Linked DNA regions of Homo sapiens: region 2 is linked to region 1. Evidence: chromatin contacts called from ENCODE Hi-C or POLR2A ChIA-PET data. All regions are on one chromosome and are shown on one strand. The core of a region is the stretch at or near the end of the contact, and the rest is flanking DNA. Distances in the headings are between cores, read along the strand shown.

Region 1 (4,709 bases), core at 1,511-4,010:
CAACAAAGCCAATTTAAAAGATAATTATTCTTGCTGCACTTTATACACATAATAAGGCCAAGTATAATAAAACTAAAACTTATTTTACAAATTGGTCCTACCTTGATTCGTCTCTGATAAAAATGAGAGACTGGAGAGAGAAATATTATAATACACCTGCTGGTAGACTCTAGTCTTGTCTGTTGTGTTTGAGTATTTTTAAAATATTATTTTCTGCTGGGTGTGGTGGCTCATGCGTCTAATCCCAGCACTTTGGGAGGCTGAGGTGGGCAGATCACTAAGGTCAGGAGTTCAAGATCAACCTGGCCAACATGGTGAAACCCCTTCTCTACTAAAAATACAAAAAAAATTAGACAGGTATGGTGGCATACACCTGTAGTCCCAGCTACTTGGGAGGCTGAGGCATGAGAGTCGCTTGAACATGGGAAGTGGAGGCTGCAGTGAACTGAGATCAAGCCACTGCACTCCAGTCTGGGCGACAGAGTGAGACTCTGTCTCAAAAAATAAATAAAAATAAAATATTATTTTCTACAATTTGGATTTGATCTTAAAACCTTTCTGGGCTACAAGTCTCCAAAATAATGTTTTCAAATTTTTCTCCCATTTTTCTGACTTATACTCAATAGAATTCCTACTACCTTTTTTTCTGAGGCCCTGCAAGCTGAAGCTTATTTCTTGTGATACAAGCAAGAAGAACATGTCACATTGCCACTGCCTTCCTCCTCTGTAACTAAAGATGCTTTGAGTCTAACATCTGGATAGATTATACCAACCATTAACGTTTGTTTTTCTTCTGTTTCCATAGAAATGCCTCTTATTAAAAGTCTGTTGCCTTATATTTCAGACAACAGGAGACTATTCACTTAGATTCCAAATGGCATCTAATCTCTTCCTACAATCATTATTAAACTGAGCTTAAGCATTTTATTAGTTATCACTGGGTGCTATTTGGCTTTTAAAATAATTATTTGTTATATTCAATAGGGGTACAGTTGTTAAAGTTTATGTCTTCCAGGCTTCAACTATTCCAAGTCCCTTCAAGTCTGTAGAACAGTCGGTGAGAGATTTCCATGCCCCCCGGGGTTAAGCAGGGATGACAACCCTGTTCAGCAGGAAGTAGCTTTAGAAGATAAGATCTTTGGCCCTTTCTCCTTAAGAATAAGGAAGGTAAAATCTTATAAGGGGAAATGAAAAACAGTAGAAATGGGGCTTGGCTTCAGCTCACCCACACTAGAGCATTTTTTTCATGCATTTCCACTCATGACAAACCCACACCACTACCTTACTGCTAATAGTCCTTTTATTTAAAGAATTCCAATGACTGGCCTTAGGAGATAACCAAGGTTGAGAGTGTCCCACCTTGGAGAGGAATGTTGAACAATTGATTCACAGCCTTGTTGCCGCAAACCAGACCATTGGGTGGCCCATTACTCAAGACAACCCTGGCAAACAGATAATGCTGACCTGCATAAACTACCCCTAATTTGTTGTGCTCTTTTAGGAGAGTCAGTCAGGGAATTCTCTCATTCTCTTATGCTGCCTCCCTTATGCTCCGGCATAAGCTCCAATGAAGCCTTGCCTGGAGAAACTCTTTTGGCCTCAGGTCAATTTGCATTGAGAGACCAAGAACCCATGGTCATAACAAAATGAGGTACTGCCCCAGGCAGTTTGTTTTATTGAAGGTACCTGTTGAATCCTAGAGCCTAAACTTTACTTCTCCCAAACCACTTTCTTCATGCATTCAAAACTGGACTTGTTCCACTAAGTCTGCATCTGGTACAGAGACTTCTTGATGTTTACTTAGGCAGTGGCCCATAAGAGTGCTCATTGAAACACCAATCATCATTCATTCATACTTCAATAAATAACTTGTATGGAGAAAAGAGGCTGGGCATGGTGGCTGACGCCTGTGATCCCAGCGCTTTGGGAGGCACACAGGAAGACTGTTTGTGGCCAGGAGTTCAAGACCAGCTTGGGCAATATAGGGAGACTCTATCTCTACAAAAAAATTTAAAAATTAGCCGGGTGTGTGGTGGCACACGGCTGTAGTCCCAGCTACTGGGGAGGCTGAGGTAGGAGGATTGCTTGAACCCAGGAGTTTGAGGCTGCTGTGAGCTATAATCGTGCTACTGCATTCCAGCCTGGGCAACAGAGCGAGACGAGAGAGAGAGAGAAGAAATGTGTGTGTGTGAGAGAAGAGAGAAGAAATGTGTGTGTGTGTGAGAGAGAAGAAATGTGTGTAAGAGAGAGAGGGAAAGGGGGAGGGAGAGAGAGAGAAAGAGAGAGAGAGAGAGAGAGAGATTGATTAACCAAGTCCTGGAAGGCAGCCGTGGTCAGAAGTGGGGTTCTGGAGAGGGTGGGAGGAAAGGAGGTGTGCCTAGATTTGAGGGAGATCAAATTTGGAAGGTAGGCTGCGGTCAGTACACACATTTACCATTGAAAACATTGATGTCACCATTAACATGCTCTCAGAGCTTGAAGACTGCGAAAAAGGTCCGGAGAACTGGCATGACTTTTAAGTATGCACCTTGGGTTTGTTTCTCACTTGCAGCCAGGCAGAGCGTCCTCCTCTAGAGGGAGCAGGGAAAAGAAAAAAAAAAAAAAAAAAAAAAAAAAAAAAATCAGGCGATCGCATTCTGTCTAATTTTGAGCCGCGCCTTTTGCCGTCCGCCATCACGTGCCGGCCCGCTGAGGCCGCGTTGATAGGTGGGGGCGACTGGGCCAGGCGCCGGGGCAGGAAGGGAGGCGGCCGCCGTGCCATTCTTAAAGGCGCCCGAGTGTAGGCGACAGGCCGCTGACGGCCGGAAGGAAAATGGTGAGTTGCCGCTGGGAGGGCGGGGGCCGGAGGGCTGGGCGAGCCGGCCAGCCGGGTTTTCCCGGTTTCCGGAGCCGGCGGCGGCGGGCAGCGCCCAGGAGGGCTCGGCGGCCGCTTCCGCTCCCAGCAGCTGGCCAGTGCCCATAGCTAGAGTACTTGGCCTCTGCCGCCGCCACCACGCCTCAGGGCAGCATCTTCCAGCTGGGCCCGGGGTGGACCCGCCCAGCGGGCCATGGGACTAGGGTGCGGCCACGAGCAGGGGGGTTGGGGAGGCCCCACGCCAGGTCCTTCTGGTTGGAGGGCTTCAGCTTCTGAGCTGTAGGTTGGAGGGAAAGGGGTCTGCCCCATCGGAGGGCTCCCTCAATTCCTGCTTTCCCTGCCAGGGCCGTGGCCAGGTTCCAGGGGTTGGTGGGCCCCGAGCATCTTCCACCTGGCGGCGTTTTGGGGGAGGACTCGAATTCCGATTGAATTCTCTCGGCCTCACCTTAGCTTCTTTCTCTCTGCTCCTTTCCCTAGCTTCCTACAGAGGATTTCTCCTTATCTTTGCTTTCCTATGGCAGTTGGAAACCTTTCGACCCAAAGCTTTGGCACTGGGCCTTAAAGTAATTGTCAATAACTTTAGTTTTGTTGGTTCTGGGGGCTGTGGCTTCTGTTCTTACATGGGATGGACCCCAAGCATAAAAATAAAGTGGAAAATTAAATAAATCGCCATCAAGGATCTTTTGGATCCATCCCATTAGGTTTTAAAATATGGGTAAATTTCATTAGAAACAACAAAACACTGCTCTCTGTGACCATCCACTCAATTCTCAGCCCACTTTCATCGAATAGATCTTGTCATGGTCACTGAATCGAATGGATTCTTTTCAGTTTTCGTCTTCTCTGACCTTTTAGCTGCATTCCAGAGTGTTATACTCTCTTGTTTTTGAAGCATTCTCTTCCTTCATTCTTCCCCTTTGGCTTCTGGGATACAGAGCTCCTCCTACTTCTCCTATTGGTCCATCTGTTTCCCTTTCAGACTATTCTCCTTTCCCTGGACAATGCTCGAAGGAGTCCCAGGTTTCATCCTAATCCTTCATTTTCCATTCTGTATTCTTCATCCTAAACTATGGCTTCAGTTACCATCTATATTCAGATGACTTGTGAATTTACAGCTCAGAAGACCTTGCTTCTGAGATCCAATCCAGATCTGTATGTACTTTTTTTTCTTTGAGTCGGAGTTTCACTCTTGTGGCCCAGGCTGGAGTGCAATGGCGGGATCTCGGCCCATTGCAACCTCCGCCTCCCAGGTTCAAGCAGTTCTCCTGCCTCAGCCTCCCAAGTAGCTGGGATTACAGGCATGTGCCACCACGCCCGGCTAATTTTGTTTTTTTGTTTGTTTGTTTTGAGATGGAGTCTCGCTCTGTCGCGTTGGTTGGAGTGCAGTGGCGCGATCTCCGCTCACTGCAAGCTCCGCCTCCCTGGTTCACGCCGTTCGTTCTCCCGCCTCAGCCTCCCGAGTAGCTGGGACTACAGGCTCCCGCCACCACACCCGGCTAATTTTGTTTTTGTATTTTTAGTACAGACGGGGTTTCACCGTGTTAGCCAGGATGGTCTCGATCTCCTGACCTCGTGATCCACCTGCCTCGGCCTCCCAAAGTGCTGGGATTACAGGCGTGAGCCACCGCGCCCGGCCCTAATTTTGTATTTTTAGTAGAGACGGGGTTTCACCATGTTAGCCAGGATGGTCTCGATCTCCTGACCTCAAGTGATCCACCTGCCCCGGCCTCCCAAAGTGTTGAGATTACAGACGTGAGCTACCGCGCCTGACCCCAGATCTATATATTAATATTTCAATATTTAGTTACCATTCCCCTGGGAAGCTTTTCCTCCACTTGGTCTCCTCAAAGCCACC
Region 2 (4,410 bases), core at 1,025-3,524, 170 kb before region 1:
CAAGGGGTAAAGGCCAAAAAAGGTGGTGACCTAGAAAGAGAAGCTGACATGGGTCCACATACCATGACCAGAAGCCTCTCCAAAGATGTGACATGGAGAGAGAAGCCTTTGATGGTTTCAGATCAAAGCGTCTCTCCATATGTCAACAAGGAATAGTCAACTCTAAATGTAATCATTAAAGAACAATCTAGACAGAGTGACACAGTTGGAAAATCCACTGAAACAATGAAGAATAACAAATGGAAACCATAGGTTAGTGGAGAGTGAATTCTACAGTAAGGAAAGTTAAAGGGTAAGACTCTAACCAATTCTGCCTGTCTGATTTGTGTTCGTTTTTCCACGTCCACCACAAAACTAGCTTCCTTGGTAATATTAGTAATAATATTAAGTATTATTTAACATTACATGTTAATATTTAATATTTATTGCCATTTATTATATGCCAAACACTATTTTAAGCACTTTCCATGTATTAACTCCTTTCCTCACCAAAACAAACCTATGTTTGTTCCTCACCAAAACTTAAGTTGTTCCTCACCAAAACAAACCTATGAGGCAAATATTATTATCCCCATTTACAGATGATAAAATGGTGGTGAAATAAGTTGCCCAATACCACAAAAGTAGTAAGAAGCAAGGCTTGAATTTGTACACAAGCATTCTGACTCCCGATCTATATTCTTTTTGTTTGTTTGTTTGTTTTTGTTTTTTGAGACTGAATTTCGCTCTTATTGCCCAGGCTGGAGTGCAATGGCATGATCTTGGCTCATCACAACCTCCACCTCCCAGATTCAAGGGATTCTCCTGCCTCAGCCTCCCGAGTAGCTGAGATTACAGGTATGCGCCACCATGCCCGGCTAATTTTTTTTTTTGTATTTTTAGTAGAGACGGGGTTTTTCCATGTTGGTCGGGCTGGTCTCGAACTCCCGACCTCAGGTGATCCGCCTGCCTCAGCCTCCCAAAGTGCTGGGATTACAGGCGTGAGCCACTGCGCCCGGCTCCTGGATCTATATTCTTAACCACTATGTTTTAATGTCTCTCAACAAAGAGAAAACAATGTCAATGAAGTAGAATGGGCTCTTCCTTAACTTGACTGGAATAAACTCAGTCAACCAACTGCCATTGCACTGATTCTGTGTTCCTCAAGGAAAGTGTGTGCCGTAATTGCCACCCTAGCATCCACTCCCTACCTCCAGCTGTGGGAAGGACATATGACTGGGAGGCAGACTGATCCATCAATGTGGTCTCTGAAAAAGCCTATCTTTCATCCGCAAAATAATGAGCTGATATTTTTGTTTATGGGGTAGCCTCCTGTGAGCTTGGACGTGTAAGTATTTCCAGGTCATCCATAAAATACATGATAAAAATCCAGCTTCAGATCTGCAAAGCTGAGGCTAAGATCCTAGTCTCCGATGAAAAAAGCCAAGGAAGAGCGGTGTCCCTTGAAATCCAACCTGAAATGGTCATCCAGCCTAATTTATGTCTCTGCTATATGGACTATCTAAGAGAATAAAAATCAACTCAATTTCCTGAGCACTGATGACATATGAGCCAGGCACTGATGTGCTGTCATTACGCCATCTTCCTCATGCACACTGCTCCTGGAAACAGGGGCAGGGATGCACCAACCATGGAGTGAAGGCTGGTGGTTCCCAAGTATCACAGACCAACACTGCTTCTGTGATAGAATTTTTGCTGACCTGTGGCTAAATAGGAAATATCTGGATAACACAGTACAAGTTTTTCCTGAAGCTACGTGTGTACAGAATAGAGGACTAGCCTTCATTCTGAGATTTTATTCTTCCTACTTCTGATTCTGAAGTGCCTGTTCTTTCATGAAAGGACTGTAACATTACATGACAATCTCAACATTGCTGTTTTTAATATCCTTACTTCTCAAGATCAAAGCTAAACACTATGTTAAACCTCCTCAATTAAAAACAATTTTTTTTAAATGGTTAGATCACAAAATCCTAGTGTGGGGTCACCGGCCCAGGGGGTTGCTATCCTAGGTTTTTCCTGACCTCAACCAGGGAGGGAGTTTCGCAAACAAAAAGACAATCCTAGCAGCCTGAATGTACCCTGTGCTGCTGCTGTCTTTCTTGCTAAGCTCCCATCTGACCTCCCGTGACTCCCTCAGTCCCCAGTGGCTACTACCAGTAGGAATTCCCTGTCCTTCCTGGCCAAGCTGACATGCTGGGCAGAGTTCAGGACACAGCTTTAAATGTGGTTTCCTGATTAAAAGGGAGACTCCAGTTAGACAGGAAAGAGCTCAAGCTTGGGTATTATATGTCATAGTCATCTACCGGTTCTGAGGAATGAATACGTCAACTGAAACGACTTGGAGCAAAACATAATTCCTGAGAAAATCCCTGAGAACCCAGCCGGAGACTCCTACCATTGTACTCCATCGTTTGTGTCTTCTTTTGGCAATAAAGTGACACACTGAAGACTCAGTTGCTCTAAAATACTTTCATACCGAATGGTATTTGCAAGGGCAAATGGTGGTTGGAAGAAATGAACACCAGGAAGCACCAGATGCAACATCTGTAAGATTCCCCGGCTAAGACAGAGGGCAGTAAGAGGAGAACCACATAGTGGGAAGGGGAAGATGGGGTGGCTGACTTGGTCCTGCCACTCCATTGCCTCAGAATCTTAGGGGAAGTCATTCTCAGGTCTTCTGCTTCCTCGCCTACAAAATAAAATGGCTGGTCATGCAAAAATCCTAAAATTCTGATCCAATTATTGCCTCAAGAGAAGCACAGCCTATTTTCATGTGTCAAGAAGGACAGTGAAAAACAATATTGAGAGGCTAGGCACGGTGGCTCATGTGTGTAGTCCCAGCACTTTGGGAGGTCAAGGTGGGTGGATCACTTGAGGTCAGGAGTTCAAGACCAGCCTGGCCAACATCGTGAAATCCTGTCTCTACTAAAAATACAAAAATTATCTGGGCGTCAGGGCGCACACCTGTAATCCCAGCTACTCAGGAGGCTGAGGCAGAAGAATTGCTTGAACCCGGGAGATGGAGGTTGCAGTGAGCAGAGATCATCACGCCACTGCACTCCACCCTGGGTGACAGGGCGAGACTCTGCCTCAAATAATAATAATAATAATAATAATAATAATAATAATAATAATAATAATAATATTAAGAGGAAGTCTTGAGGGCAAAGTTGAAAGTTCCTCAGGGGCCTCAAGGCCCTGCCTAGACATGAGTGAAAAACAGCTGAGCCCTGGAAACACCTCCGGGGTGTTCTTTGCAGGGTGAGCTTCCAACCAGAGTGCAGAAATACATGGCTGACAGCAAGGAAGAGAAGGTAAGAGGGAAAGAAGGAAACAGGAGAGAAAGAAATGTAGAAAAAGCAAAGGCCAGAAATAAGTGGGATCTTACAAGCAGCAGGGAGCACCCGAGAGGGCATGAATGAAGACAGGGCTACGTGAGGTTCATAGTGGACGGCTGGAGAGGCGGGGAGGAAAGAGAAGGCTCACAGAGGGAACTAGCAGACGAACAGAGAAAGAGCAAAAATGGAAGAAGAGAATCAGGATTCTCATTTCGAATAGAAATAGGATTACTTAACTCTCCCAATATCCATTCACCAAAACAGTTACCAAATGCGAGGTCTCGTGGCATCTTGCCAGCTGTGTCTCCATGAAGAGTCCGAGATTAAGTAGAGAAAACCCACACTCTTAAAGGGAACAATATAGTACCATTTTCTGCTGTGTGAACACAGATGCAGCCCATCTGTACGCAGATACGAAAGGAAAAAACTGCACAAAGGGTCTGTAACCTTTAAAAAAAAAAAGATTCTGGGTGAGGCTATCCAGAAATAGAACATTTTGATTACAAAATAAAAACTAGGTCAATAAGATAATGGACGTGATTTAAATGAAAATCACAGTATTTGTAATGGGCTAAAAATGGTATCAATGTTACTGCAGAGAAGGAATATAATTAAATGTATTTTTAAACAGCAGCTCCCCGCCCCAGTCCTACAAGTCCCAGGCCAGCCACCAGTATTCCTCCACCTCATCGGAGAGGAATGTGCTGGCATGCCGCAAGTTGGTCTGAAGAATGTGGAGTTTCCGTACTACTTCAGAAGATCCCAAATGACACTGGTTAGCTACATTCTTTCGCTTTTAGATCACTGTTATTCATTTATAAAGCAAAGGAATGGAAAGGCTAGGGATTTGACCATATAAATCTCTTTTGCCATTTTTACTATATGGCCAGGAAACACACAAATGCAGATATAACTGCCATGATTCCCAGGCTACTGAAACAAGATTTTGGGAGAATTCTAGATGGTTATGTGAGGTGGATGTAGATAGATCCTAAAAGGCTTAAGCATGGGCTAGGAATTAAGATAAAGGGCAGAAGTGCAAAGTTCTGGTGTGCTTTCTACAACTTGT

Evidence for each region. Hi-C counts contacts between places; a loop is a spot of excess contacts on that map. ChIA-PET counts read pairs that join two places held with the same protein, here RNA polymerase II (POLR2A). Pooled maps may share reads with other maps.
Region 2: a loop to region 1 is called in a map of endothelial cell of umbilical vein, with 13 times the contacts of the local background. The contact joins the enhancer-like site here to the promoter of GMFB in region 1. A Hi-C loop is called at or near these places in 2 of 168 maps with a recorded cell type or tissue (PC-9 and endothelial cell of umbilical vein) and 5 of 50 pooled maps. POLR2A ChIA-PET finds 5 or more read pairs at or near these places in 2 of 52 experiments (MCF 10A and OCI-LY7).

What each region holds. Positions count from the first base shown.
Region 1 is chr14:54,487,031-54,491,739 of GRCh38, reverse strand. GMFB (glia maturation factor beta) reads left to right here and starts at 2,760. Exons shown (of 7, transcript NM_004124.3): 1 at 2,760-2,815. The coding sequence starts at 2,813. RefSeq lists a silencer at 2,678-3,077.
Region 2 is chr14:54,652,040-54,656,449 of GRCh38, reverse strand. The region is part of intron 2 of SAMD4A (sterile alpha motif domain containing 4A); the gene reads right to left. LOC112268133 (a long non-coding RNA gene) reads right to left here. Exons shown (of 2, transcript XR_002957606.2): 2 at 1-4,410. Among named protein-coding and RNA genes, the nearest start is that of SAMD4A-AS1, 34 kb to the left of the region's middle. RefSeq lists an enhancer at 2,754-3,490. Within about 2 kb of position 2,274, at least 20 of the 41 ENCODE cell types and tissues checked have a DNase peak (open chromatin) inside an H3K27ac peak, as active enhancers do; they include PC-9 and endothelial cell of umbilical vein, where a contact is called at or near this core.